Linked DNA regions of Mus musculus: all the other regions are linked to region 3. A link is a loop called in an ENCODE intact Hi-C map of the cell type or tissue named here. Cell type or tissue: left cerebral cortex. All regions are shown on one strand.

The links. Hi-C counts contacts between places; a loop is a spot of excess contacts. Peaks named below come from ENCODE experiments on the same cell type or tissue, not always from the same donor. Only the 100,000 strongest peaks of a DNase experiment are listed, where the experiment ranks them.
Region 1: it touches region 3 in a loop (23-fold over the local background); 3 of 42 quality-filtered maps call a loop at or near these places.
Region 2: a loop joins it to region 3, with 21 times the contacts of the local background. A loop is called at or near these places in 2 of 42 quality-filtered maps.
Region 4: a loop joins it to region 3, with 11 times the contacts of the local background. A loop is called at or near these places in 2 of 42 quality-filtered maps.
Region 5: it touches region 3 in a loop (13-fold over the local background); 2 of 42 quality-filtered maps call a loop at or near these places.
Region 6: it touches region 3 in a loop (9-fold over the local background); 3 of 42 quality-filtered maps call a loop at or near these places.

Annotation. Positions count from the first base shown.
Region 1 is chr12:6,814,724-6,819,723 of GRCm38, forward strand. No RefSeq gene overlaps it. Among named protein-coding and RNA genes, the nearest start is that of Gm51970, 360 kb to the left of the region's middle. In left cerebral cortex, a CTCF peak has its summit at 1,974; DNase peaks (open chromatin) are centred at 111 and 1,515; H3K27ac peaks cover 534 bases.
Region 2 is chr12:6,209,205-6,214,204 of GRCm38, forward strand. No RefSeq gene overlaps it. Among named protein-coding and RNA genes, the nearest start is that of Gm32631, 78 kb to the left of the region's middle. In left cerebral cortex, no CTCF peak of the experiment used is centred here; a DNase peak (open chromatin) is centred at 2,291; H3K27ac peaks cover 589 bases.
Region 3 is chr12:6,635,740-6,640,739 of GRCm38, forward strand. No RefSeq gene overlaps it. Among named protein-coding and RNA genes, the nearest start is that of Gm51970, 180 kb to the left of the region's middle. In left cerebral cortex, a CTCF peak has its summit at 2,643; DNase peaks (open chromatin) are centred at 2,369, 3,191, 3,413 and 4,121; H3K27ac peaks cover 3,353 bases.
Region 4 is chr12:5,752,118-5,757,117 of GRCm38, forward strand. The region is part of intron 2 of Gm9548 (a long non-coding RNA gene); the gene reads left to right. Among named protein-coding and RNA genes, the nearest start is that of Gm9548, 14 kb to the left of the region's middle. In left cerebral cortex, no CTCF peak of the experiment used is centred here; DNase peaks (open chromatin) are centred at 2,275 and 3,404.
Region 5 is chr12:7,419,080-7,424,079 of GRCm38, forward strand. No RefSeq gene overlaps it. Among named protein-coding and RNA genes, the nearest start is that of 1700101O22Rik, 41 kb to the left of the region's middle. In left cerebral cortex, no CTCF peak of the experiment used is centred here; DNase peaks (open chromatin) are centred at 63, 2,449, 2,983, 3,239 and 1 more place; H3K27ac peaks cover 2,395 bases.
Region 6 is chr12:6,577,930-6,582,929 of GRCm38, forward strand. No RefSeq gene overlaps it. Among named protein-coding and RNA genes, the nearest start is that of Gm51970, 120 kb to the left of the region's middle. In left cerebral cortex, no CTCF peak of the experiment used is centred here; DNase peaks (open chromatin) are centred at 468 and 2,412; H3K27ac peaks cover 1,700 bases.

The DNA.
Region 1 (5,000 bases), 180 kb after region 3:
ATATTATGTAAACAAATGGAGCCTGATCAATTGCAGAGATGGCAGTCACTATGCCTGCAAAGGTGACAGGTGACATTTCCTGCTGTTCTTTCAAATAAATGAATTAGGTGCAGAAGTCAGGAGCCTTTAGCAGCTGCAGCCAGTGTTTATATAATGCTTATAGGATGCTGACTAGTGCCACCGTGACTTCAAAATGTCCAGTTATTGTTTCTTCCAAAATGGGCATACTGTTTCTTCTATTATGACTCCATAGTACTAAGCATGCAAAGGTAGTTATACAACCAAGTTATATCTTCATCCTGTTCTTCTAATTAACAACAGACAAGTGATCTCTGAGTCCTTTAAGATATAGGGATTCTACTCAGTACTTTAGTTAACTCGGATGTATGAAACTAAGGTTATCACAGTACTTTTAGGAACCACTAATTCACTAGACAAGGTATTTATTTTGAATTTTGAATAAAATATGACTTAAATTTTAAACTTTTAATTTATTATTAAACAGTGAATATTCAGAATGTAGGAAAAGTTAGGTATGTGGAGTAAAATTATTGAAAATTATGTATGTAGCATTGAGTTGCCAAAAGGTTGATGAAGGAGACTTAATTATAGAGAAGCAGAAAAGAACAAAGCCGCTTCAGTCAACACTGCAGAGGCATCTTTTGAAAAGTAAAGAGATCCTCAAATTAACTGATGAATTTTAGACTTCTCTGTAAGTCCTCAAGATGAAGAAGTTAGCTGTGAAATTGTGTCTCCTAGTAACATCAGAACAGGATGCGTTAATTTGCTTAACATGAAGTGTAGGGAGTTAACTTATTTTTTTTTTTATGATTTTAGATGAGATTGAAGTTTTTCAGACAGAAAGACAGGTTTTACAGGAAAGCACTAAAAAAGATAACTTTCTGAGATTATTTTGATTTTTGTTAAATAGGAGATTATAAGGTTAGGTTTGCTCAAGTACTTGGAATAAAGGATGATTAGAAGACATGTTCCTCAGGTAGACATTTCATAATTTGATATGGTTACATTATCACTAAATCTAAAATGCACAGACCCATATAGCATCATAAATACATATATGTGCTTTCACACACATATACACTTATACACAGACAATTACACATACATACATACACATACCCATAAGCTTATCCATCCATATATACACATATACATAGAGACACATTCAAATGAATTCACCCATTCCCCCCAAACACACACAGACACGCATTCACATACATATATTTAGATGTGAAGAGACATCCTAGAAAATGGAAACTTCCTTCTTAAGCCAAGTTATAGTAGTTTGTTAAGTAAAAGTGATTCATTATTCTTATCTTATGCACTGCCATCTGGTGTACTTGTACTTTTTTGTGAATTTAGAAAAAGGAATTCAAACACAGACATTAACTAGACCCACAAGTAATTATTGACATATTAAGCAGCTTCTGAAGACAGGTTTGAACACATGGATTCCAACAGGATTTCCAACGATTGATTGCCCTAAGATTTTCTCGTTGAGAAAAATATTTTGTGATACTATTGTGTAACAATTTGGCAAAGTGTTTCTCTGTACATCTGCTTGCATACTTTTATAAAATGGCATGTTACAAAAGTAGTTTTATGATTCATATCCATTCCTTTCTTTTGATGTGTTCCATGTTTTATTAATGAGGAAGGAATCCTCATAATGAGAAATGTCTCAGTTCTGAAAATATCTAGGATGTTTGGCCTTGCAAGTCTCAGGAGTCTTCAGAATTTGAGGGTTTATGGATAAAAGAATGTTAACCCTGTGGCTGGGACTCATGTGTCAACTGGACATTCAGAGACTCTTCCATCATTTGTCCGGAGAGATGATCCTGATTTCAGGAGTAAATACTTTCCAGTTTACATAGTCTAATCTTGGGCAATACACCTTTATATTTAACCTAAACAGAAAACCCTGCTGGCACTATGCTCTGGAGGAGTTTGCAATTCTAGCTGCTTTCCACTAGGGGAGAATTTGAATTTTTACTACACTTACCCACAAATCATTGATTCTCTTTAAGCATGATTCTTAAAACAGAATTCAAATTTGCAATTATAGACAATGCCGGGGGGGGGGGGGGAGGCTTGTTACAGTCATCACTCTAGTGTGCTAATATAAATACAACAATGATTCCTAGCTCCCTTCATCTAATCATTGCTTTATATGGCTGAAATTTATTGAGAGAGAGTTGATATTAAAATGTTGCTTTATTTTGTTTTGTGTGTGTGCAAATCTTGCTATAGAGCAGTTCTTTCTTCTTGAGCTCTTTTATTATTTGTTTGCTTTTAAGATAGACTATCAACATAAAGATCTGCTAACCTGGACATTACTATATAGATTAGCTGCCCTCAAATACACAGATATCTGCCTGCCTTTATCTCATTGATGTTTTCATTAAAGGCAGCATGATCTAGTTTTGGCTTTGAACTCTCAATCCTCCTTCCTCCCTAATACCTGCAACATCAGACATTTCCCCTTATGCCATTGGTTATCTTAAAAGGAGATGAAAGACAGATTTTGGTAGTTAATTTCTTTTGTACATTCAAATATTTATTCTGAAACCATATTCATCTCTTTTTTAATTAATTAATTAATTAATTTTTAGATATATTCTTTTTTTTTTTTTGAGCCAAGAGGTGCAAGTGGGTGGATGGGGGAGTGGGTGTGGGTGTGGGAGGGTGTGGGGGACATTTGGGATAGCATTGGAAATGTAAATGAAACAAATACCTAATAATAAAAAATAATTAAATGACAAAAAAGATATTTTCTTTATATACATTTCAAATGCAATCCCGAAAGTTCCGTATTCTCACCCTCTGCCCTGCTGCCCTACCCACCCACTCCTTCTTCTTGGCCCTGGCATTCCCTTGTATTGGGCCATATAAAGTTTGTAAGACCAAGGGGCCTCTCTTCCCAGTGATGGCCGACTAGGCCATCTTCTGCTACATATGCAGCTAGAGATACGAGCTATGGGGGTACTGGTTAGTTCATAATGTTGTTCCACCTATAGGGTTGCAGACCTCTTCAGCTCCTTGGGTGCTTTCTCTAGCTTCTCCATTGGGAGCACTGTGTTCCATCCAATAGCTGACTGTGAGCATCCACTTCTGTATTTGCCAGGCACTGGCACAGCCTCATATGAGACAGCTACAACAGGGTCCCTTCAGCAAAATCTTTCTGGCATTGTACAATAGTGTCTGGGTTTGGTGGCTGACTATGGGATGGATCCCCAGGTGGGGTAGTCTCTGGATAGTCCATCCTTTCGTCTTAGCTCCAAACTTTTGCTCTGTAACTCCTTTCATGGGTATTTTGTTCCCAATCTAAGGAGGAATGAAGTATCCACCCATTGGTCTTCCCTCTTCTTGATTCTCTTGTGTTTTGCCAATTGCATCTTGGGTGTTCTATGTTTCTGGGTTAATATCCACTTATCAGTGAGGGCATAACTAGTGGCTTCTTTTGTGACTGGGTTACCGCATCTCTTATTCATTACATTCTTAGTTATTATCTGTTTCCAATCTGAAATATGTCTTTATCCAGTACTCAGCTATTCTGATTAAACACAAAATAGTTTTACTTAAGGATAACAATAAGTGACAATATAAAATTTAAATAAATAACCCGGGCAGTAATGGCACATGCCTGTAATCCCAGCAGTTGGAAGGCAGAGGCAGGTGGATTTCTGAGTTCGAGGCCAGCCTGGTCTACAGAGTGAGTTTGAGGACAGCCAGGAATGCACAGAGAAACCCTGTCTAAAATAAATAAATAAATAAATAAATAAATATCTGAGTTATCACAATGATCTTATACATATAACCGTTCTCTTTGTTTGTTTTTTTTTTTCAGCCAAAACTACTTTATAAATTATTTATTGTTTTCATAGTGTTATTTTCTAATTTGACTTTCAAACACGAGCAGAAGACATTTAATAACATCAGCATAAAATTTATAAAAATAAGGTTATTTAAGGTCATTTTCTTCCATATTTTCTACTACGAGTCATTTCTACAATATTCTTATAGATAATTTTGAATGGATTTTTCAATAACTCCAGTCTTCTAATTTTGAAACAAAACATATGGGTATCTGAAGAAAATCTTAAATACAATTAAGCTGAAATTCATTTTGAGAGTAATTTATTATATCCTGGCTGTGTACCCTTAACTGTACTATATTAATTGATTAGTTTTGTTTGTGTTGAACTGTACTAATTTTTAGGATATCTACTATTTGATCTGTAATCATTCTTGGGATATCCACCGTTCTCAGATACTGTCTTGAGACCACCCAAAAGGCTTACAATCCCAGCTCAGCAATGGCTTTCTAAGCCCAGTAACCATGATCTCTGGTCAGTTCTTAACTCTAGTGAGTGAGGCACTTTCTCGTGTATCTCATACTCTTGCCCTTGCATATTCCTTGTTTGTTTTCTATACATTTGGCAGTCGAGCCTCCATAGTTCCTCCATAAAGCCTTTATAAACCATGAAGAATGAAGTGAATAGATGGATGTGATGCCCAGTGCTATAGAAGACTCCTGCCACAATGGACACTCATCTCTCTACTTCACCATCCATTTTTGTTCACTCACTGGACTACCACTAACTCAATTTCCAGTAGTCACAATGCTGTGAATCCAGCATGTGTGACTCTTGGTCCTCATGGGATGTGATAGTTGCTGAACCTACGCTTTTGTACTTGAAATAGAGTAGGCATTATTAGGAGATACCTAACTGTATTCAAAGGACTCTTCTAGAAAATTGTGGGGGTGGATGTGCATGTACATTCCTGTGCATGTGTGTTTTTGTGTGCATTCATGTATAGTATGCCCCAAATGAGTAAGAGGGAGTGACCCCTAACTTATAAACTGCATATGACTTTAATGGTCTCCCATTTATTTGGCACTTCTCTAATGCTACTGAAATTGGTAAAGTGACACATTGCATCATTATGTGAGTCACTTTTTATCACTATAATAAAAA
Region 2 (5,000 bases), 430 kb before region 3:
ATACTTTCTTTACTCCACAGAATATTTTAATGGTTTATCAATGTTATGTGTGGATCAGCAGTTGAGAGTTTGCATTTTGTTCTTTATAAAATACACTTTATTAAAAATACTATTTATAAAAAAAATCAAGGGAATTACCTTCTGTCCTAAAATTAAGATGAGAATAAATAAATCCAATACTGGAAAGGAAGAATTGGCTGCATCAGAAGTCCATCTTTTTGTTGGACTCTGTCACACATGAAAGGAAAATGAATTGGGTTGATAATTTATTAGTTTTCCCTTTTGATCCTACTCAGCATAGTGTTAGACACTCGGGGTTGATGCCATGTGGAGAGCGCACTTCTCACCAGTGATCACAAACCTGCCCTTCTAGTAGGATCCTAGATGGGATTGGTTATGAGGATGAAGCCTAGACGGCACACTTGGCTTCCAAGCCTTTGAGAGTAAGCCTTGATTTCACTGATGGGCATCCACTCCGTTCTGATTCTAATTGCTTTACAGAGGAATAGAAAGGTAATTTGGTATGATGACACCTGAGAGCTGGTGTGTTTTCTGGAATACCAGTAATACATTCAAGTGGGCTAACATGAAAATGTCAGAATATTTAGTCTTTGCTCCAGTGTCTCTTAGCATCATTTCCAACTCATTGTTAAGTAAGAGATTTGGAGACACTGTTCTCTCTGTGAGCTGACAGTGCCTCCAATGGTTACCCCATTCATTCTCTATTTCTCATAATGTCATTTATTAATTCATTCATCCAACAAATGCTTTGGGGCGGGATAAGATACCTAAACTGTAACACTTCCTGCTTTCTTTCCACAGTTGTACCTGGTACTCAATTTTAAGACTATATTGAACTCATATCCTCTAGAAATAGTTCCCACTTCTGCATTTCTGAAGGTCTTGCTTTCCTTTTTGATGTTAGATACCATGTCCTTATCCTGATTTATACCTTTTCTTAAAAAGGCAATGATTTTCCGTGTAAATCTCAGTGTGATAACATTTTAGTCTCTAAAGAGCTATAAGAGATCATCAGATTATAAATGGTGGAAATGCCAACTATTCAGATTAAGTGTGACTCATTCTTGCAGAGGTCCATGCAAACATGGGTCTATTGCATTTGTCCTTGTATGTGATGAGGTCAAGCATCAGCAGGTGGTGCATGTGGTGGAATAAACTTTCTCGAGTACAGGTAGACAGAAAGCAGAGGCACAGATGGAGTGGGGTGGGTGGTAAGGTCAGAGCAAGATTCAGCACTTAGAAAATCACTCTTTCTCAGTAGGACTTCTGAGTTTGCAATAGCTCTGGGCTAACCCTTTATCACAGGATGTGGTAGGGAACATTTCAGATTCAACTGTAACCATAGATATTAATATGATATTAGCTCAAGCACTCTTATGCTGTGAGTTTTCTGGGTAAATGCATTTGCTCTAGATGCTGTGTCAGAGTTGCTCTGCAAGTGGGGGAAGGCATGAAAAAAAGCTGAGAAGGGTGGAGTCTTGGAGTTTTCTCAAGTCCATCAGGTCCCAGGAGAAATTCTGAGGTAGTAGCATTCAAGGGTGTGGAATGGACTTCCATGTAATACTGGCTTGTCTCCTGGAGTACTTCCCTTAACACTTTCATTTCTCACAAGGTGAATTCAAACTGTTTGTCACCTACATACCCCACAGGTCCTTCTCAGAAATTGCATGTGTTAATGGCTGCTAAGTGCTTTGACCTTCTCCCATAGAAAGTGCTGCAAGACTAGAAAATATTATTATTATCATTTCATGGACATTTTAGTTCCCTCTTGTTCATTTCATTTCCCCCTTTAATCTTGAGTGCATTAAAATGGCTAAATAAAAAGTATTTTGAGTAAATAAAGATACCCATGATTTTTTTAAAAAGTTCTTTATTATATATTGATGCAAATCATTGCCTTCTTCTGACTTCCCACATAAACTGCTATGGCTAAACAGCTCTGTAATGATATTGCTACTTGGCTATAATTTAGAATGCTATAAAGATTATTTAGCACAAAGAAGTATTTCCAGTTAAAATTTAGCAACTCCTTTCAAATAGATTTACATTAAATCCTAGACTGGATTTTAGAAACATTCAGCAAAGTAAAAAATAAAAAGTGGTTCATGTTTCCAAAAAAATATCTGCCTCTCCACTGGCTTTTCCCTCTCTGTTTTTCTTTGTAGCAAATTCTCTCCTCCCATCTCAGCCAATTCTTGTCTATATTTTTGCTTCTATCCTTTAAAGAAATGACTAAATACACCACCTACACTGTGCAAAGCAGTTCTGTGATGTCTGGCCCACTGCCATTGGGACTGAGATTCAGCGAGTTATCTTTGTTGTTACCTACCAGACACTGCATAAGCTCTTGAAGAGACAAAGGGGAGGAAGGTCTTGTTTTAAGAGTTTTGTAGTCATGGGGACCAGAGATACAGCTCCTTTTCAGAGTGCTTGTCTAGGATGGGAAAGGTCCTGTGTTCCAACCCCAACCATAAAAATAATTTACATACTGTGAAACATTCCTTGATGTTGAATACAGCAAAATGTCCCCTGGTACCATATACACTAGCATTTCATGTTAATTAAAAGTTTAAAATAACCAATAAGTGCTATGAAATTTCACTGTATGTAAAATAGAGATATGGGCATGTGTGTATGTAGGCAACAGTATGTTATTACTATGTTAAATTGGAAAGAAAAAACAAAAATGTCACAAGAGAAGGCATAAACAAGAACAGTTTGCAATGTCTGTGGAATAAAATCATATTTTTCCCCTCAACTCTCTGTACGAGTTTAGTCAAAACCTTTCTGTCTGTGAGTATCTCTTCTGTGAAGTGTGGGTAACAGTGTCTTCATCAGAGGTATTGTAAATCTTCAATGAGTTTGTGTATATAAATACTTTGCATATAAAATGTAATAAATATTCATTCATTTTATACTTATTACTTTAATTGATACTAGAAAAAGCCACATTTGTCTAGAAGTGCACACACATTTGCTATTGATGGGCTTTTAAAATAATCATTATATTTGCACTTCATAGTTAAACTTCTTCAATGTGCTTTTAAATTTTTTTTTTAGTTTGTCCTTTAACCCATTTAATCCTACTTTATTTCAGTCCATGCCATGGAACACAATACTTCATCAAAGTACTTGGATGTTCCCATGTTCTTGTATGTTACAAAGATTCCAGGCACACATAGGCAATGCTGACTGAAGACTGATAAAAAATTCCCTGTTATCCACTGTCCAATTAGATCACTTCAGGATGAGAATAGAAGTCCTTTCCCCCTGCCAATTCATTCCACTGGCCTTTAATTCCCAACATTGCTCTTAATAATATCTACAATAACCTTCATCTTGCCAAGTCTAGTGTCCAACATATACCCTCCTATTTTATGCCAGGTTTCTGGTTAGGTAGAGACTTTTTTTTGATCTCTGTAACCCATCAAGTACCCTTTTGGGGGCCATTCCAAAGCTATTAGTAGCAGCTTCCACCCACCATCACCATTGGTCATACTATCACCATAAACTGAGAAAATCCCCCAACAAGCTATCAATATTTATTACACTTACAGGTTTTCTGGGGCATATGCAATGTTTAAGACTTTAGATCGATTCATCCCAAATGAGAATGCATTTCTCATGCAAACATCCAAGCTCTGAATTAGGGCAAACAAGGGAAGTTTCTCAGCACAGAGAGGATTTCCTATGTTCTTTAAGCTTGACCCAGTGGATACTCAGCCATGCTATCTGCCTGACTACTGGCTTGGATTTGCTTTGGGTTGTGTGATAGGAATGGAAATTCAAAGGACTGGAAGAACAGTTAAAAACAACAACAACAACAAAAACAAAAACAAAACAGCATACATGAGATGATGCCCAGGTCTTGTGCAGTCTGTCCCAAGCTCTGTATGTTCATATGTGGGTCTATCCTGCCCTTTTGCATCTGGATAACACTGTTATTATCTATTGTCTATCTTTGTAATCATTTATACTTACAGTCTTCCTACCCTCTCTTTCATTTTGATTTCTAAGCTTTCTGGGGAGATGTTTGATGCAGATATCCCATATAGGATGGGTCTACACAAAGACCCATCCTAGTGGGTCTTTGTATTATTTGTCATCAAATGAATGAAGTAGCTTTTCTAATGAGAGCAAAGAGATACACTGATATATGGGTATAGCAACAAGAACCTAGGTGTCATTTTAATACTATGTCCCTGGAAGGGACTTCTCCTCTAGGGCCTAAGGCCTACCTAGCCATAGGTTTTTGGCCCTATTAATAGTACCAGGTATGAACCTTATTTCACTCAGTTTCTTCTCCATTTTGTAAGACACCAACCAGGCAGCATACACTAGCTGATATGAGGCCCCCGACATGTATACAGCAAAGGACTGCTGGGTCCTCTGTGAGAGCAGATGCACCTAACCCTCGAGAGACTTGAGGCCCCGGGGAGTAAGGAAGTCTGGTGGGGTGGGGGTGGGAAGATGAAACATCCTCTGGGAGTCAGGGGAGGAGGAATAGGATGACAAACAGTTGGAAGGCAGATCAAGATGGAAATAATGACAGGACTGTAAAAAAAAGATGAAATAATAATTATGATAATATAGTACCAGGTATGGGTTATTTCTTGTGGAATGGGCCTTCTATCAATTGGAAAGTGTTTGGTTACTCCCATGGCATCCAGCCTCCATTGGACCATAACTTTCCAGGACAGTCACTTTGTAGCTCACAGTATTAGCATCTGGGTTAGGCTAGCACTTACTTTTCTCCTCCTCTAGTGTGCATTGAACCTTCCAACCACATGAGAGCTAGCCAGTCAGACTGAGGCTTCTTAATTAGGAAGCTCAGTGCACATATGGGGAGGGGTGGACATGAGTGCCACCTCTTAGCCAAGGAGCTACAGGTATTTGAAGGTTGCTGGGAGAGAAGAGGTCGTTTTAAGGACATAACCACTCGTGTGTCAACTACTCTTACAGCAGGCCCCATATTCAAG
Region 3 (5,000 bases):
GGAAAGACATTTAATACAGGTTCCTTCTTTTCAAATGACTGTAAATGCCCTGTTGTAATTTCTGTCACTGATTGGAGCATGTGAAATCAACTTTGTGGAATTTAAAGTTCTGCCCTTTCATAAGGCACTTACAGAGGCATTAATTCAAGGAACTTTCACATGCAGTTTTGAAGTGCTCCAATGTTACCCACATGAGTTTGTTGGCTGCCTCCAGGAACCCAGGGCTGAAAAAAAATATGATTGAGGATAAGGATTGTGAAAAGTTAAAAGGCTGTCCCTCAATCACTGTCAGCAGATTCTCTTTCCTAAAGTTTAGTAATTAATTAAAATTCTATATTTTATTAGATATTTTCTTTATTTACATTACAAATGCTATCTGGAGATTTCCCTATAACCTTCCCATGCCCTGCTCCCCTACCCACCCACTACTACTTCTTGGACCTGGTGTTTACCCTGTACTGGGGCATATTGTTTGCAAGACCAATGGTCCTCTCTTCCCAATGATGGCCTACTAGACCATCTTCTGCTACATATGCAGCTAGAGACATGAACTCTGGGGGTACTGGTTAGTTTATAATGTTGTTCCACCTATGGGGTTGCAGACCCCTTCAGCTCCTTGGGTATTTTCTCTAGCTCCTCCATTGGGGGCCCTGTGTTCCATCCTATAGATGACTGTGAACATCCACTTCTGTATTTGCCAGGCACTGGCATAGCCTCACTTGAGTCACCTCCTGCATCATTCTTGTGGGTTCCCAGATTGTGGGTGGGTACCTGCCACTATTTTCAGCTTGGTGTTTATTTTACTTAGCTTCTTTTCATGATCAAGTTTTACTAATGTCAAGGAAGGAGAATCTGAACAGAATAGAAAAATATGATAATAACATAAATATCTCAACTGCAGTACATACTGGAGGGCTGACCCTCTCTAGTGTGCTATAGATTACTATAAACTTCAAATTAATGGTGATTGAAGAAACTGAGAGTTATTAACAGTATTTGGATTGAGGCAAAGATAATTATAGTAAAATTATATACTGCAAATACTAATTGTATTAATGATTTTAACTTTAATAATTGTTTTCAAAGTGTTTTAGAAATTGATTTTCTATAGGTAAACTAATACTGATCATAATGATAATAATAGCTACCATCAATGGGGTGTATACTATAAATCAGGAACTCTGCTAACTTTTTATATACCCTAAGTTAACTAAAGAAAAACACTTTGGTTATGTGAAGGATGTATATGCCAAGAAGCTCACTAGAGGTGAGAATTAGCTGAAGAAATTGTTCATTCAAATTCAAGATTTTTGGACTTCCTACTATGGAGATGGCACATCTGCCAAGTGTCCTAAGAACTTAGGGACACATTTTCTGTGACAGACAATGAATAATGAATACTTCTGTGACCTTCTGTGTAGAAGTTCATTTCCTCAAGCAGAAGCAAGAGGCTCAGAAAACCTACAACCTCTGTCAGCGATCCTTGTCTGAAATGGAGCATGGAAACTCCAATACTAGCTATTTCTGCCTTGGCTAGTGTCTGTCAGATTGGAGTCCATCACCAGTGTCATAAACTATCAAGGGCAATGCTGAATACTGGCATATATATATGGAATAGTTTATATAAGTAAGCATAAGATATAGAGTTCTGATTTACTGTTTTTGTACTTCCTTTGAAGATACTATATCTTAAATCCAACAACTAATAATGCGGCTATTATTTATTGAGCATTTAGAATGAACCAGACAAGCACTTATATACTGTAAAATTTGCATAAGTTGGCATTACCACTCACATTTTGCTTGTGAAGACGTTATAGCTTTTGGAGGCTCCTTTACTTTCCCATTTCTGTACAATCAGTGTGGAATTTAGCTGCATAACTAGTTATAGTTTGTTAGATGTAAATTATTAATTTTTTAAATATTTAATTTGGTCTATGCCACATTATGTGTCATTTTTAATTGAATAGAGTTGTTCAGACCTGTAAGAGTATGTTTGTGTGTGTGTGTGTGTGTGTTTGTGTGTGTGTGTGTGTGCATCTATATACACCCAGACCTGTAAGATCCTTTGCATTGAGAGCTCACAGAAGTAGGGAAGCCCTTGTCACAACATCATTCAGTGCTATGCCTTTAATTAGCACATGCTTTGATGATGTTCATAACATGCGGTGATTTCTTGTTTCTGTTCTGCTTCTTGTCAACATTCATCAGTATCTTTCCTTTTTCTACTTCAGGAAGCCTGCTGTTTTGGAAGGGGAAATCCATGCATCTGACTTCAGTTTCTTCCTTTGCTTTTGTTGCGTCTTCTTGCACTTGAGCACAGCCAGCTGCTCCAGAATTTTGAAGACTCCAAAGCCCTTCTGTCTTTTGAACTAAAAATCCTCCCTTCTCCATTTACGCTGTGAGTCACCATCCTCTCCCAATTGAGGACTTGTAAAAAGCTAATGGTAAGAAGGAGCATTTACATAATGTTAGAGCCACTACTGAGTTGTTATTCCACTCAGCCTTTTCATACCCAGGATGTGGATGGGCGAAAACATTTAAAACCAGCAAACACATTAACATCATCATATATGTTAATACCACATTTTAACTACTAAACCAAAGCAAGGTTATTTCTTAAGCCCCCTAGAGGTAATTTTCAAAAAGTAGCCTTTTTTCCTCCTCCTAAGATACTTCAAGCATCTAAGCTACTACTTTTTCACAGAAATAGGTCAAGACAGCCTAATGTGCTTGCACATTTATTTAAATGCAGTTGTGAAATCCAAATGAGATCCTAAGCAAGATCGCTGGCCAGTTCATTACTTGCTACTGTCTTTTGGAATGCATCACTTTTTTTTTTTTTTTTTTTTTTTTTGGTTGTTGTTGTTTTCTGTTTGGTTTATGGGATGGTAGCTTGCAGTTGGCAAAGCAAATGAGAGGAACACCCAAAGTTAAACGTGAGAATAAAATACAAGAAAAACATAGTAATGACTAATAAGATGTAAATGCCAAGAAATTTTCCTGTCTTTTAAATTAGACATCTGTGCCCTATTTTTACATGCTCATCACCATAAGCGCGTTAACATGTTTTCCCCAATCTGTCAGCACAGACATATTCTGGAGGCCTTGAAGCTTTAACACCTTCGCTGCTACAGAAATGCCCTGGCAGCCACTTTTAGGGAACATCTGCTGAATGCAAGAGATGTGTGAGGCAGGCACAGCCATGAGTGCTTTGTCAGAGCCCCTGGCAAGGTGCCTCTTCTCTGATATAAAGAAGGGGTATGTTTCTGGGTCGAGTCTGCAAGAAGATCAGCTTTGGGAAACACCACATCTCCCCAATAGTCCTACTTGTCATATGGATTTGCCAGTTCAGAACTTGGCCTGCCTGCTGTCTGCACAAGAGGAGAACAGATGAAGGGCTGTCTCGAAAATGAGCTGCCTCAAACCCACACATGTTTGCACAGCTTGCAAAGTGACAAGAGCGTGGGCTGGTCCTTTCTACAGAGAAACAGTTGGGATGAGGGGCTTCACATGTGACCACGGGAGATGCTGACATTCAGGGTCCCAGGAAGCTTTCCATGAAATATCAGAAGTGAGAGGCAGCTTTGCTCGTGAAGGGAAGCCACATTCAATATGTCTTGTGCTTCTTACATGGCTATGCATAGCACTTCCTTAGCAAGCTCATCTGCTCTGATCTTAGAGTCCATTCCTCTTTCCACTCTGGAAAGGATTTGTCTTTTAATAGTGAGAGATGGGCTTAGAAGCCAAATCCCTTGGGGGGGGGGCAAAGAAATGATGACCAGACATAGAAATAGAACATCTGATAAATTGTTCTGGAAAGCAGCATATGCAGAGACTGGCCTACAGGCTGTGAGAGAGACATGTTCGAGAGGGGAGGCAGACTCTGCAGGGTGGACTAAGCTAAGGGCACTGAGGTCCAGTATTCCTGGTTGCATTGTGCAGAGTGGAACCCAAATACATGTACTATATAAAATGTGTCTGCACATTATTATACATTTGACATCATCTCTATTAATTGCTTTATCTCCCAAACATTTCTGTACATTGTTTTCACTTACAGATGAAGGATCTGAGGTTGTGAATGAAGCAGCTTAAGAGAGATGCACACTCTGTATTTGAATCTAAATGGAATTTGGACTCAAGCAGACCCAGGTCTCACATCACAGCCATTTGTCCCATAATCCTGAGCATGTGACTTGAGCTCTGTCTACCCAGTTTCTGCACATAGGCTATAAAAGGTAATGAAAAGTATGCATTCATTTTCACATCCCCTTGAAAAATAAAAAGGTTAAAGAACTTAACCGAGTTTATACAACTGTTAAGAGGCCAGCCCAGGAATATATAACACAATTCTCAACCCACAGCATCTGCTGATTGCTCCCCAAGATGAAACAATGACAAAAGAGCTACCTCCACAGGTCTCCCAGGCTCAAGTCCTTTATTTGCTTTTATACTAACATCTTCACAAAACAAGACTGGACCAATAGCCACAAGGAGATTTTTACAACCAAATCCTGGCCAAGGACAACATCAACATAGATCAAGAAAATGGGAGATCCCAATGAGGCCTGGAAATAAAACAGCATAATTTATGGGAATGAAACAGCCATTTCTATAGACATTAGGCTTACAATGTGATCTGTACTTGTCCCAAGATATGACTAACATGACAGTCCAAGATGCCTTCCCCAAAGCACTTGGTCAACCCAACCTACTTTCTTCTCAGTTCTGGAAGCCCTTGCATATGAGTATTCATTCATTTAAAGAAAAACAAGTATTTTTTTAATTAGGTATTTTCTTCATTTACATTTCTAATGCTACCCCCAAAAGTCCCCCATACCCTTACCCTAACTCACCTACACACCCACTCCCATTTCTTGGCCCTGGTGTTCTCCTGTACTGAGGCATATAAAGTTGCAAGACCAATGGGCCTCTCTTTCCAATGATGGCCTACTAGGCCATCTTTTGCAGCTAGAGATACAAGCTCTTGGGGGGGG
Region 4 (5,000 bases), 880 kb before region 3:
AAGGATGAGCCTGCATTTGTTACTTAAGCAGCAGCAGAGGACAGTGCCATTGTGTGTGATAAAGAAGAATGAGGAGGGGCGGGGGAAGGGGAGTACTCCCTTTTAGACATGTCAATTGAGATCCTGCGAAGCATCCAAATGGATGTGTCAAGGAAGCGATTGGATAAATGAGCCTGCAGCTTACATGAGATCTGGGTGGGAGATAGGAATTTGGAGATGCCAATGTATAGATGACACAAAGTCAGGGGAGATGGATGAGGCTGCCTTAGGCAAGAGTGAGATGAGAAACGGAGTGCAAATGGCTCAATGGAACTTAACAATTTAGAAGTAGTACAATAATACTGTGTAACTCAAGTAATAAATGATAATTCAAACAGCTAGCCATAACTGGGGACTTACTTTTGTGGTAGGCAGCCTCTAAATTATACTGTATGCTTATTCTTTGAGTTTTATGACAGCCATGTGAAGGAAGCTAAGTGGTGAGAGATGAAATATTTTGCTTTGCTACAGTTAGTAGATGCTGGTGGGGTATGATCCACCAGTCTTTAAAGCTCCCTCCCCTCTTTTGTCTTTGGGAAGCCAGGAATACCACAGCCTGAGTGACTTGGTAGGAGGAAGACTCTGAGTTTAACATTAAAGGAGCTAAGAGGAAACTGTTCAAATATGGAAGAGGTGTCAACATGGTCAGACGTATCATCAAGATTAAAGATGGCATTAAAGAAAAAACCATTCAGTAGAGATGTGGGATGATATCAGCAGACACTAACTGGCATGCATGACTTTGAGAGAAGTCAAGCAGAGACACACAGATGGTCCCCAATTGTCCCATAGAATGGAATACTTACTCTCCAGGGTAGATAGAAAATTTGGGGCAAGTATAGTTAAAGTGCCTATCACTTTGCTTAGCGTATAATAGAAGTGCAATATATGTCAACAGTTCTAATTCATGTCTGGGTTGATCTTGAGGTAACAAAGCTCTGGATGTTGGTATTGCATGAGTGTGAATATACTGGCTCAGTATCTGGCCTGCTAGCTTTTGTATGTGCAGGCACAATGTCAATGAGCCAATACACAATAAATATAGCAAGTACTGTACCTTCTGGGTGAGCGCTACAGAATGGAAGGCATGCGTAGTATAGGTGGGAAGGAAGGCTTCCTGTGACCTGAAACGGCAAATGGGGAGGGCTAGAAAGGAGGATGTGGAGAAGAGATCTTAGGGCTTTCATAGGTGATGCATTTGACTAGAAAAGAGATGGAGTCTCTTATTGCTGTTTTTGTTCTTTCACAAAGAACAAGGGAGACTAGACTGGCTTTGTCCTTGGGTTGATAGATTTTATCCAAAGCTCCCAGTCCCGTCCCTTCCTCTCCACACTTAGATGCCCACCCCCTACCACCCCTCCACCAGGGCTGAAAGCAGTTTCTCTACTGAGCAGAAAATGTCTCTTTACCCCTCTTCACCGCTGCAACTCGTCCTGAAGGCTGGTGGGAAGGATCCAGGGACCTTGGTGTGATCCGAGGTCATCTGGAGAGGCTCCTACAGAAGAGACCTTGTGCTCAGAGTTAGAAAACGGGCAGCACTGGGGGCAGTTTTCTAAATTCCTGAGTGCTCCCAAAACCCTTCCCAAGAAAGCAGCTGAACAGGGACCTCCCTTGTCCTAGGACACTGCCTCAGGCTGCTGCTGAAGGGAGGCCAACTCAACTCGTCTCTGCCCCTGGAGTTGTACAGTGTTGGTGACTTGAGAAAAGATGTGTATCTTTATATCCTCCTCATATATATCCTTCTCTAGGGTCAAAGGTCCCTGGTGTAGTTTTGCTGAGGCCCTTGACCTGTGTCCTGAATAAAGTCCTGAGGGATAATGGAACAGTATCTGGCATGTTGTGGTGGACTGGAAGACGGGTGTAAGTGCCCTCTGGCACTGGGTTGGGCCACCTGATGCATGGATAACCAGATTTGACTGCAAAATCCAGAGTCATCTGGGGTGCTTTGTGGCTGTCTGAGTCATTTGGAACCTGCCCCAGTTTTTTCTGATATTAGCACATTGCTCTTCAGTAAGTATCCCTTTTCACACAATTTATATAAAGCCTTCTGCAAACATGTAGAGTGCCCTTGCTAATTTCTGCAGTCACTGAGTGCTGTGTGTAGGTTTTGGAGGAGGTAAAACAAGGTAATCCTGAGACCAATTGTGCAAAATGTGAAGGAAGCAAATGCATTAGTCAGCGTTCTACCAAGGGATGAAGTTGATAGAATGAATATATATCACAAAGGGAACTTTTTAGATTGGCTTGCAGGATGCCAGCTAGGCAGTTCAACACAGAAGAGAGTTCAGTAGCGCTCAGTCCATCCTGCTGGGTACTTCCAGCCTGGCACTGAAGCCCAGGGCTTATTAGGGGGTCACGGCTCTTTCGTCCATGTTTTACAGAGGCCGAAAAGTCTGGATCTTAATGTAGGTGAAGTGTGGAAGATGAGCATCAGCAGAGAAGACAACCTTGGAGACAGCCAGGAGTGGAAGTTCACAGGCTAAAATCATCCCCTGCTCTTCCCTCCGGCCTCATTAGATCTAGGCCATAGCCAGAGCTACTGCCTCCCCTGGGGCATGGTCATCCTTAGTCCTAACTCAGTCACTCTTTCCAGGGAGCACTGTCAAGGACCCACCCAGCAGTGTGTCTCTTAGTTGATTCCATGTGCAGACAAGCTGACAACCAAGATCAGCGTCTTCTGTCTTCTCCCTAAGCCTGTAGGCAGCTCAGTCTCTACCTTGTACTCCAGAGCCTGCTTCCCACCTAATCCCATCTGTCGTTTAAACTCCAGGGTGACTTCCACATCTGCTAGTAATCCTTCGTAATTCTTCTTCTTGTACAATCCATTTATTATTATAACTGAGGCAAAACTCCCACCATGTGAAATGTATTAGTCAGGGCTCAACCATTAAAAATAGATTAGTGATGTTTAGAACATTCGCAATGTTATATAACTACTACTTTTGCCCTGTTCCATAATAAATATTGTTATCATCCTTGACAATAAACATTTAGTATATACTCTCTACTTTCCATTTTTTTGGCTCCTAGCAACAAAAAGAATGCCCCACTCTCTCTATGAACTTACCTAGTCTGTATATTTACAAGACATACAGTGGCTTTTTGTGTTTCATGTGTTTCACTTAGAGAAATGGTTAGGGGGTATTCAGGTGTCTTATTAGATCATATAATGACTATTTTTCTTTTACTGGCAAAGTAATATGCCATTATATGGATATACTACAATATATTCATTCATTCATTCATTCATTCATTCATTCATGTGAGGATGGACATTGAGCTAGTTTTACCTTCTGGTTATTGTGCTGCTCTGAATGCTTATGTATCATCTCTTCCTCTCTGCCCAACCCCGTTTTGGGCAAGTGCATCCTGAAGAGTAGAATCACTGACTCATATGGTAAGTCTATGTTTAGTTTTTTAGGAACCACTGTGTCTTACACTGTGACTATGACATTTTCCCTTTCTCAACAGAAAGCCTTACTTATTTTATTTCATGCTTCTCCTTTGCAAAGGAAATGATTGTATCCTATGTCCATACTAGATGCTCTGTGAGTTACCTGTACAGTTTTACCCAGCCTTAAACCGTATAACTTCTAATATACTACCTTATTATTTGTTCATTTATTCATAGCTGCACTGAGTTGTCAGCAGTACATTTTTATAACTAATAATTCTAGCTCTGGATTAAAATACATGGATCCAAGTTCTAGATTTGTATATTTGCTGGCATATGAGTTATTCTGAGAAGCAGGTTGAGATGGAATCTATACTAGTTTGGCCTCACCCTGACCTTCTATGTCAGTGGTTCACAACCTTTCTAATGTTGTGACCCTTTAATACAATTCTTCATGTTGTGGTGACCTCCAACCATAAAATTATTTCATTGCTACTTCATAACTGTAATTTTGCTACTGTTATAAATCATGACATAAATATCTGATATTCAGGATATCTGATATGGGACCCCCGTGAAAGGGTTGTTGAACCTCCAAAGGGGTTGTAACCTGAATCCTGATCATTATTATATATTCCATTACTCTTTTTTAATCCCTATTTTCCTTTAGACATCTGTTTCTGCCTTTTTTTGTCCCATGAGTCTGACTTACGTCACATAGCATAATGATCTATAGTTCCATTCATTTCCCCATGAGCATCATAATTCCATTCTTCGTTTCTGTTGAATGAAAATTCCCTTGCACGTGTATACCACAGTTACTTTATCTCTTCAGCTCTTGGCGGGCATCTTGGCTGGTTCCTTATCTTGGTTATTGTAAATAGTGCTGCAATAAACATCAATGTGCAAGTGTTTCTGTGTTACGTTGTCTTAGAATTCTTCAGACACATGTTCATTAGTCATATAGGTGGTCACACGATAGCTTTACTTTTAGGTTTTTGAGCAATTCCCATATTGCTTCCCAAAGTAGTTGCCTGTGACTCTTTGTTACAGTTCCTCATGTTATGGCGAGCCTCCAACAGTAATACTATTTCATTGCTACTTTATAACTGTAATTTTCTGGTTGTTAGAGGGGTTTGTGGTAGATAGATGTCAAGGGAGTCTTGCAACCCATACCCCTACCTGCACAGCACTACACAGATTCCTGTTCAAATCAAGCTACCCTTTATGTCAGTTTCATAGCTCCTGATTGGCCCCCTCGCTGCTCCCTGTATGGGGGCCAAACACCTGCTGGAATTAGAGTCAGTGATGTTATGGAGCCTGAGCTGGTTTTAGGTGCAAGTGTTGTAAGCTAACCCTATTGTCTGAATGAACGTTTCGGGGAAACCTCTATTTATCTTCTTGTGCTTATGTGTGGTTGGAGTTGCATATGATTAAAATCAGACACATCATGGCAAAGGATTGGTGCTGTGAACAAAGGCTTATCTAATCCTGGTGTGTCAATCCTAACAGAAAACCACCTGTCCTCACTACTACCAACCATCTCTGCCTCCATCTGGACCACGAA
Region 5 (5,000 bases), 780 kb after region 3:
GTAAGACTGTGGCAAAGTTCTCCTGGGCAGCAGTTGGAGCATAGGAAGACATACTTTTCATAATCAGCCTTGCAGAATTTTTTGTATCTTCCTGTGGTATATAAAATTACCAAGGTTTTGCATATTTGTAAAGCTCCATATCACAGCTACATAGTTTCTCCTTAGAGGCCTAAAGGCAGCCCCAGGGACAGAAGGACCTAACTAGAAGATGACAAAGAAGGCAATGCTTTCTCTTGAGCAACTTTGAGGATCCAAACCCCCAGAGGCAGATGAAATACAGCTAGAGGAAATAGAATCAAGGAGACATACTGAAATTCACAGGATCACTTTCTCTACTCTCCCATGATATATCAGGAGCATGGAGCAGCAGACAGCAATGTGTGAAGTTTGTCCACTTCTGGGGAGGCCACTGTTTTCTCTATGCATTATTCTCAAGATTTGCATTCTCATTAGAGCACTTTCTTTAAAAATCAAAACAAAACAAACAAACAAAAAAACCCCAAAACTCATTTCTATAAGCCTTTTTGTGAAAAATTAGCCCAAAATGAACTCTTTGAACTCTTTTTAGGTAAACTATTCCCTACGTTGCACACCTTACCTTCACAAGTAGGTCATTTGAAACATAAATACAAAATCACAAGTCTACCTGTGATAGTTTCAATGAGAATGGCTCCAAACACTCATATGTTTTAATGCTTTGTCCCAGTTGGTGTGACTATTTGAGAAGAATTAGGAGGTAGGGACTTGCTAAAGGAGGTGAGTCTCTGGAGATTTGATTTCAAAAGCCCATATCATTTCAAGTTATTGCTCTCTCTGCCTCATGGTTGCTGTGTCAAGATGTGAGATCTTGACTTTGCTCCAGAACAATACTGAAGCACTGGCTGCCAGACACCCCACTCTCATGGTCATGGACTGAACTAACCTTCTGAAATGGTCATCCCTAATAAACATTGTTCTTTTATAAATTGCCTTTTTCGTAGTGTTTCATCACAACAACAAAAGCAACAAAAAGGAAACTGAGACACACATTTTAAAAAGTTGAATTGTCTGTAATGGCATTAAAGAAGTATAATGGGAAAAAGACATGACTGTGTGAATGGGGATATCTCTCCTCTGCTTCAGTTTCTGGAGAGAGAGAGAGAGAGAGAGAGAAAGAGAGAGAGAGAGACAGAGGGAGGAAGGGGGAGGGAGGGATGAGGGAGGAAGGGGGAAAGGGAGGGAGGGGGAGAGGGAGGGAGGGGGAGCGAGAGGGAGGGAGGGAGGGAGGGGGAGAGGGAGGGAGGGGGAGAGGGAGGGAGGAAGGGAGGGGGAGAGGGAGGGAGGAAGGGAGGGAGGGAGGGAGGGAGGGAGAGAGAGATGCAGAAATGATTTGAGTGCCCTGTGGGAGAATGAGCTCTCCGTGGTGCTGAATGCAATCCTGCTGAAGGAACATCAACCATAGACATTGAAAATTATATGAAAACTGAAAACTTAGAGATGATTTATTCTAATATTCAAAACTACTCTGGTCTCTCAGTGACTCAAGAGATACAAAACATCTTAGATTTCTGATATAGTGATAAGTTAGCTGCTTAAATCTATTTAGTGTCCTACAATTTGGGTTTTGGCTGGGATGGGAGTAAGGCATTTTATCTGTATTCACTGATAATACATAAAACTATTGTTAAGCTCTCCAGCCCAGTTACACCAATAATACTTTGAAATACATCAAACATCATCAACATCTTAACACACCATCATTAATAGACAGCTTGAATTGCTTGGTCTCTACTCTTTTTTATTACAAAGACTATATTACAAATAATAAAAAATAGTTTCTATTCTATACCATATTTCAGTTGTGAGTCCACTCTTTAATGGCCGAGCCATCTCTCCAGCCCTCCATGCTAGTTACTTTATTAATATCTTTCCTATCTCCTTTCTCTCCCTTCTCAAATTTCACATTTTTTCTATAGTCTACTGAATCACTTCTATCTAATCACCATAAATAAGAAATAACAAGTTAGTTATCTAAGGACTTTCCCCTTAGATGTTTGAGCCTTACATATATTTTTTAAATGAGCAGTATCTAGGCAGCAGTCTTATATTAATATAAGTAAAGTGTGTGTCATATCTGCAAGTTTAGATTTTATGGTGGTCACATTGAAAGACATACAAATCCAGATAAAATTAAATTTTAATACTTTATCTTCTTGAATATCAACATATAATCAGTATGTCAGTAATATTACATTTTTTAACTTGTCCATGATAGATTTTTGAAATATGTAAATTTTCTGAATGGTTCATGTGGAAAATGCCTACTTTATTGGGAAATTCAGTTATGAAGTGTGGAGTAAGAACAGAGCTGAGTCTTTTCTTGATGCAGAACAGCTCATTATTGAGAAACACCACCTCTATAGAACAGAGCAGTTTCTCTGGTTGGCTTTAACTGTCAACTTAACACAGGTTATAGTTTTCTGAGAGGAAAACCTCAATTGAGAAATTGCCTTGATGAGACTGGCCTATGAAAATACCTGTGTGGGATGGTCTCAATTGTTGATTGATGGGAATGGACACACACAAATTTGTGGCTCTATAAGGAAGCTAGCTAAATATGATCTAGAGAGTGACCAGATAACAGGCTTCTTTCATGGTTTCTACTTCAGATTTGCTGCTCTCATTTCCCTTAATCATGAACTGTGTCCTGAAAGTGTAAGCCAAGTAAGCTCTTTCTTCCCCAAGTTGCATTTTGGTCAAAATGTTTTATCTCAGCAAGGAAAAGTAATTAGAACAGTAATGCAAAATTTCCCATGACACAAGTGGTTCTGTCCTACCTTATCCTCCAACAAAAAGTTCATCTTTAACTCAAACTCCTTCAACACTTCACAGTTGGAAAAGTTCTTCACAAACACAGGTTCTGAATATGCAGCCTAAAATAAGCTACTTCAAAAGTCAGGGACTTCATATATACTCCAAAGAAACAAGAATAAATCAGCAGGGTGAGTCACAGAGAACAGGGCTAAATTCTCTGTATCCCATTTCGTTTTTGGATTTAACTAGAAGTTATCATGTTGGTGCCTGAGTTCAATCTTATAATTTAGCAAGCAGAGGCAGGTAGATCTCTGTGAATTTGAAGCTGGCCTGAACTACAGCCAGGACAACCAAAGTATATAGTGAGCTAAAAACAACAACAACAACAACAACAAGTTGTCTAACTTTAAGATGTTCCCTGAATCCTGTTCACTACCTTAGAATAGCAACTCAGCTGATGTCTCTCCCACTCAGACCTGCTGTAAGTGCTTTTCCACCAACGCCACTTTTGATATAACTGACAAAATGTAAAGGAGAACTCAGATGGCCTAGATGCTTTAGAATCTCAGGCAGGAAGAAATATGAGGGACATCTCTCTTCAGTCATTATTCTGTTTGTATAAGTCAACAAACCTTATAAGGAAAGACTTTACAGGTATTTTCTAAGCTGCCAAAGACAGTGATAATTTTTATGCACATGCACCTGCATCTGAATATATTTGTCTAAATATATGCTTGCACTTTTATATGCCCTTCTCTATGGTGCTCAGACATGAGTTGAAGCTGTTCATCTTGTACATATTTCACTGGCATTGTAACCATGACATTTTTCTGATTGATGTAATATAATAAAAAGAAGCACAAATATATTTTGACACACAAGTATATGTGTGTATTTGTATATATGTGTGTGTATACATATGTGTGCATATATATATACATGTGTGTGTATACATTTATATACATGTGTGTATGTATACATATGTGTGTATATATGTGGGCATTACATATGTATGCATGTGTATATATGTTTTATATATATATGTATTTGTATATGTTTAGAATATATATAAATATATAGTGATAATTCAGTTTCTAGCATTATTACAAAAATACCAATATAATGTAAATGGCTTTCTGTATAATTTAAACCAATTGGGTTTGTTCTGCTACATGGCACTATGCCATATAATATAAATTTTTACAAAAATCCAGAGAGTTATCTGATTTCACACATAAGGAAATTGAGTCCAGGGAACTGAAGCAGATTTGAATTTGCATCTACTATGTACATATTATGTTACTTTGGGAGTTTAGCCACTGGGCTGAAGTGTTTCTGCACTGTGTTCAGAGACAGAAGCTGCTCACTATTCTGCTGCTTCCAGTGGCCTAGACTAAGACATTTACATTTACTAACTTCAGTCTCTTCTGTTCAGGGGCTTGTCCCATGTCTCATCAGAAAGGAAGGGAACTAGCATTGCTGGGGCTATTTTCCTTCTTAGAAATCTGGGTAGCTTCATCTCAACTGCTGTGTAGATAAAGTGTATAGAACATATGAACAATAGGAAAAAGAAATATTACTTTATGACTTATTCCATGTGAAATGTCAGAGTCACAGTGCTATACTTCTTGAAGCTAATGCTAATAATATTCTTTATGTGAGTTACCTTAAGGTAGGTAATTATATCTCAGGATAAATGTTGCAGCAAGTATTTTTGAACTGTCATTTTTAAGACACCATAAGGATATAATCTAATAATCAATCATTATGCATGTGTATTCTTTAGATATATGAGCACATGTTATTTTGAATGAATTTGCATTGACTTAGGCAATTTTCTGCTATTAAAATAGGGTACACAATCTGGGTAAATTATAAATAATACATATTTATTTGAGTCTTCATCTAGAGGCCAGAGTCTAAGACCATAGTTTCACCATCTATAGGATAAGGCCATTTGTATTGTGTGAAAACATGAGAGTAGAGTAAGGAAACACAGCATGCACAAAACAGTCAAAGGATGAAATAGAATTCATGTGCAAAGAAAATTCATGCTTATAACTAGCCCACACTCTTACAATCATAGCACTCATCAGTTCATAAAGGTGGTGCCTGAAAGTTCTAAGTTTCTTCCTGAAAGTCTTACTTCTTCATTCCATTATAGTGATGAGTAAATTTAAGTGTGAGTTTTAGAAAGGACATCAGAC
Region 6 (5,000 bases), 58 kb before region 3:
ATACCTGGCTTAGACTTCATTCTTATCTCACCTGTAATTGCTATAAGGACCGTATAGAAAAATGTTTATTTTATTGTAATTTTATAACCTCAAAAATGCCATCACAATGACATGTTAACAAAAATGGAAAAAGTGTAAGTACAGCTCAAGATGTTTTCATTTTTTCTAGGGAACTGGATTTTAAATATGCCAGGTCCCAATCCCCAAAGATGACAGTCTGGACTTAGCCCAGGTTGTACCCTGGACTTAGCCCAGGTTGTACCCTGGACTTAGCCCAGGTTGTACTCTGATCTAGTGAATGCTCAGCTTTGTTAAGAAACCTTGTAAAGTAGGCTCTGTATGTCAGGAAAAGCTCGACTTATCTGTTTTTACAAACCCCTCTGCAAACTCCAGAAAGAACATCCAGTCTTCTCTTAACTCAAACAAGCTCCCAACACTTCAGAGTCCCTTAGTCATTCCCAGGCTGTGCCAGCCAACCGCCTGCTTCCTGCAGCTACATGACCCATTATAACGGGCAGAACTCTCCCACCAGTTTTTTCTGTCTTCTCTCAGAAAGCAGCAGTTGCCAGTCATCTCTTCTCCTTGCCTGCCATTCCTCTTCTGTCTGTGTCCCTGAGGGCCAGCCATGGCTGACTCCGGAGATATCCGTGGCTGTACTCACTCTCTTATCCACAATACAATATTTTCCCATCTATGGCGTAGCCATCTTGGTAGTTTCTTTACTGTGGCCTCCCTTACAAACTTGCTCTTTAATCAACATTTGTGAATATAATTATGGCTGACAGGCATACATACAGCATACACTGCAAATGTATGCTTGCACTTGAGTTAAGCACTTTAGTTTAGATTTTAAGAAAATAAAGTTCACTATATGATCCTTCTTTCCCCATCTGACAGATGGAGCTTCTGTCACCTACCTTTCAACTGTGGTACACACCTTTAATCCCAGCGCTTAAGGGGCAGAGGCAAATGGCATCTCCATGAATTTGAGACCAGGATGGTCTCTACAATGAGTTCTAGGAGAGCCAGAGCAGTATACTAAGATCTTCTCTTGGACACACACACACACACACACACACACACACACACACACACACACAATCAAACTGTGGTGGGTTTTAGCAAAACTCTGTAGATTAATGTTAGCATTCTGTCTAAACTCTACCCCACAGTTACCTGGCAATAGCCAGGTGAGCCTGACCCACTATAAAAGGGGCTGCTTGCCCCACTCCCTCTCTTGTTTTTCTCTTGCTCTCTTGTTCTCTTGTTTCTCTGCTTCCCGGAATTCCCCCTTCTCTCCCCATTCCCTTCCCCCCTCTCTCTGCACTTGCTCATGGCTGATCTCTACTTTTCTACTCTCTCTCTCTCTCTCAGTCTCTCTCTCTCAGTCTCTCTCTCTCAGTCTCTCTCTCTCTCCCTCTCTCTATCTCTTCCTTTCTCTGCCTCTACTACCCTCTTAACTCCTTCCTCATGCCCTGAGTAAACTCTATATTATACCATCCTGTCTCTCAGGGGGAAGCTATGCCTTGGCTGAGACACCCCCTTTCCCCACACCTCACCACACCTCTATAGAAGATCTCTTTGTCTTTTTATAAACACATCATTAGTGCTCCAATGTTGTGTTACAATTGCAGCTTCCATGCATACAGACCACACCAGGTCAATACACATGGGGTTTATTGTGGGGGGAGGGGGCAAAGGTGGCAACAAAGACAAGGGAAAAAGAAAGAGAGGTCAGGGGTTCTGCCTTTTATTTGGATTGTGACACTTGCAGATATAGGTGGGAGGTGAGCCAAGTGGATTCTGGGAATGTAGACCAGTTGCCATGGCAGTAGGTGTGCTGATCCTTGCTGCCTATGTGTGATGTTACTGGGTTCAGAGCTGATCTGAAGTGCTGGTTCCTGACAACAACAATTAATGCCTAATTAGTTTAGATATGTAACACAGTGGCATTGAAATGATTGTAGGGGGAGGTTTTGAAATTTATCTAACTGATTTAACTGAATGATTTGAATGATTTTTTTTTCCTAGAATTTCATGGGGTGTCTCCTTAGTCACTTCAAATAGCAGTGACAGTTCGCTTTCCATGTTCCTTCGTGAGTTAAATCCAGCTTCACTCAGACAAAGACTTCCCTGAAACTCAGGTTTGCAGTTGAGATTTTGACCCACTCTATTACTGGCTGGCCCCTTCTTTTTTTAAATGAGTGCTGTGTCTGCCTTTATAAAAATTCCTTCCTGTCTGTCTCTCCTGTGGATATGCCAAACATGGACCCTCTGTTCATAGATGATCATATGAACACCCTGTCCTAACAAGTTCCTTTTCTTTCTCATGGTTAACTCTGCCCACATCCTTTCTGAAATAGATTTGTGATCTTTCTCTCCTGGCAAGGGAAGACACACTTACTATTGACTTCATCTGGCAAAGAAACATTTCAGGGCTATATTGAAGCTAAAAAGGCAGTTGTCTGGATAAATTTGGAGGCACACAGATCCTGAGGAAGCAGAGTATAGTGTCAGGAGCAGATTGTAGAGCCAGACAGCTAGGATTTGGATCTCATTGTGCCTCTCTCTAGATGTATGGTCTGGGTTGTATAAGTGGCACAATACTGCTGTGCCTTAATTTCCTCCTTTATAATATCAGAGACACAGACAATAACATGGCATATTCAAAAGGGGCCATTTGTGGGAATTTAATAAAAGGAATCTTTTATAAAGTTGTGAGTAGGCTTAAGGAAGATGAATAATGGATCACAAAGAACTCTGGCACTAAAACACTATACCCTGCTAAAGTGTGAAAGGACCATCGAAAGAGTGGCTAATAGACTCTTTGGAGAATTATAGCTGTAGGGTCAGATACCTACGGAAGTTGCAGGCTTTGGGTGGAAAATGTATCTGTTGTAAAAACACAGATGGCAGAAAGGAAGCAAGGGAAGTGAAATACTGATCCTTCTATTCTCCCATCCTCTAATATATTACCAGTACTGCTTACTGCTGGAGTGAGTAAGCCAAAGGGCATGGAGCCTAACCACTGTAATCAGGCTCGTGTGCTTGAATCATTGTAAAACATGGGAGACATGGATTCAGAGTTGCCAAGAAAGAATATTTAGCTCAGTAACAGCATCACCCTTCCAGGATTCAGCACCACTTAAATGACTTTCACCTGCAAGCACAAGGATTAGACTTTTGTTTTCTTTGCCGAAATTGTTTACTTCTCTAATAATGATGATCTCCACTAAACTTTCAAGTTAGGTGTTTCAAGATTGAATAAGCATGTGATTTTCTCATCAGCAAACTGATTTAGGATGTATGTAATGGTACTGCTGAACAAGCCGCCAGTATTGGATACACCAGTATGTGAAGACAGACCGTGACGAGTAAAAGAGCATCTGTTGGCTAAAATCTTTCAGCAAATATTTCATTAGCTTATTTAGCTAGACTGCTTTGTTGTTGTTGTTTGTTTGTTTGTTTAAAAGCAACTATTCATTTCGATATGAAGCTCTATTTAGACTACATAGTAGAATAACAGAAAGGAAACATAGAAATGGCTAGGCTCAGGGTTTCAGCTCAAAAAAGAAGGATGTGAATGGAGATTGGCTATCTTTGTTAGATACAGACTAAGCAAGAGACCTAAACACAAGCTTCCATCTATAACAATAAGTTTTCTTTGATTAAGCGTGTCATTGTAGTCAGAGAATATGCTTTGTGAATGGGACATGAGCTGATGCTGCATTTCAGTTTTAGACATTCAAGACCCCTAACTATGGAAGAAGCAAACACAAATAAAGAATTCTGCATGGAAACCAAATGTTATCATACCCCAGTTTCAGCTAAGTGATAGCAGTGTATGATATGGGCAGATGGAAGAACCTCCAGGGTCTGAGAGATGGAAAAAGTCATCTGGAGTATGCATAGAGTTAGGTGGAATCTTAGCAGGAGAGTGGAAATTTATGATAGTATTAGAAATGTATGATATTATTGGGGGAAAGGGGTATCATCTTGTGAAGTCTGGAATTGGAGAGATGTTTCAACACAAAGTCCTAGCTGTATATGCAGAAAATCTGTGTGCTATTGTCACTACACAAGTTGTATGACTCACAACCACCTATAACTCCAGGGATCCAGTGCCGCTTTCTGGCTTCTGAAGTCTTCTGCGCTAATGATATACCTACACATAAGCACATAGGCATAAACAGACCTTTAAATGTAAATGTGGTAAAACTGTGGAATCTGGATGAAAGGTCAAAAGGATCACATATTCTGTGGTAAATGAAATTAAACAATTTAATGGAAACACTTGGCAAAAAAAAAAAAATCTGGTTCTAAGGCTCTCCTAAAACATAAGATTGTGGGTAAATGGCCAGGCCAAGGACTTTTGTCATTTATTTTCTTCTCAGCCAGATGCAGCTTGAGGGGTTGATTTCACCTTGGATTTCAGATCTGAACACAAACTCATCATTTCTGAACTACCCATATTTAAATCAATGACCAGCCCAGAGAAATCCATGCATGCTAACTGGCTCATATACTCCAAGTATTATTTTCTTATTTGTTGTTTGGAATTTATTGATCTTGCTCAACTTTCTATCTACTCTCTCATAGACAAAGAAGTCAATGTAACTATATTAGAATTGATCTTGTATTCAAAAAAGCTGACCCTGAGCCAATACTAATGGATTGGGGATATAGAACCAAGGCATGGCATGAGTGCCTGTCAGCCCTGCATTGGGAATGACATCGTTTGGAGTGATGAAGTGCAAGGCAAGAGAAGCCTGCAATCTTGTAGTCAATCTGCTCCGTTAATACACATGGCACTTAAAGCCTACAACGTCAATAAGCATGGGTGAGTGCTCATGCATTGCCTCATTCTTTTGGGGAGTTGAAACTATCCTGGTTAATAATCTGAAACAGCAAAGCCAAACCTTTCAGTTTCTTTTTTTTTTTTTTCCAGCAGGAGATTTTCTCACATTTGTTCCCTTACTGTGTATAGAAGTATCAGGTGA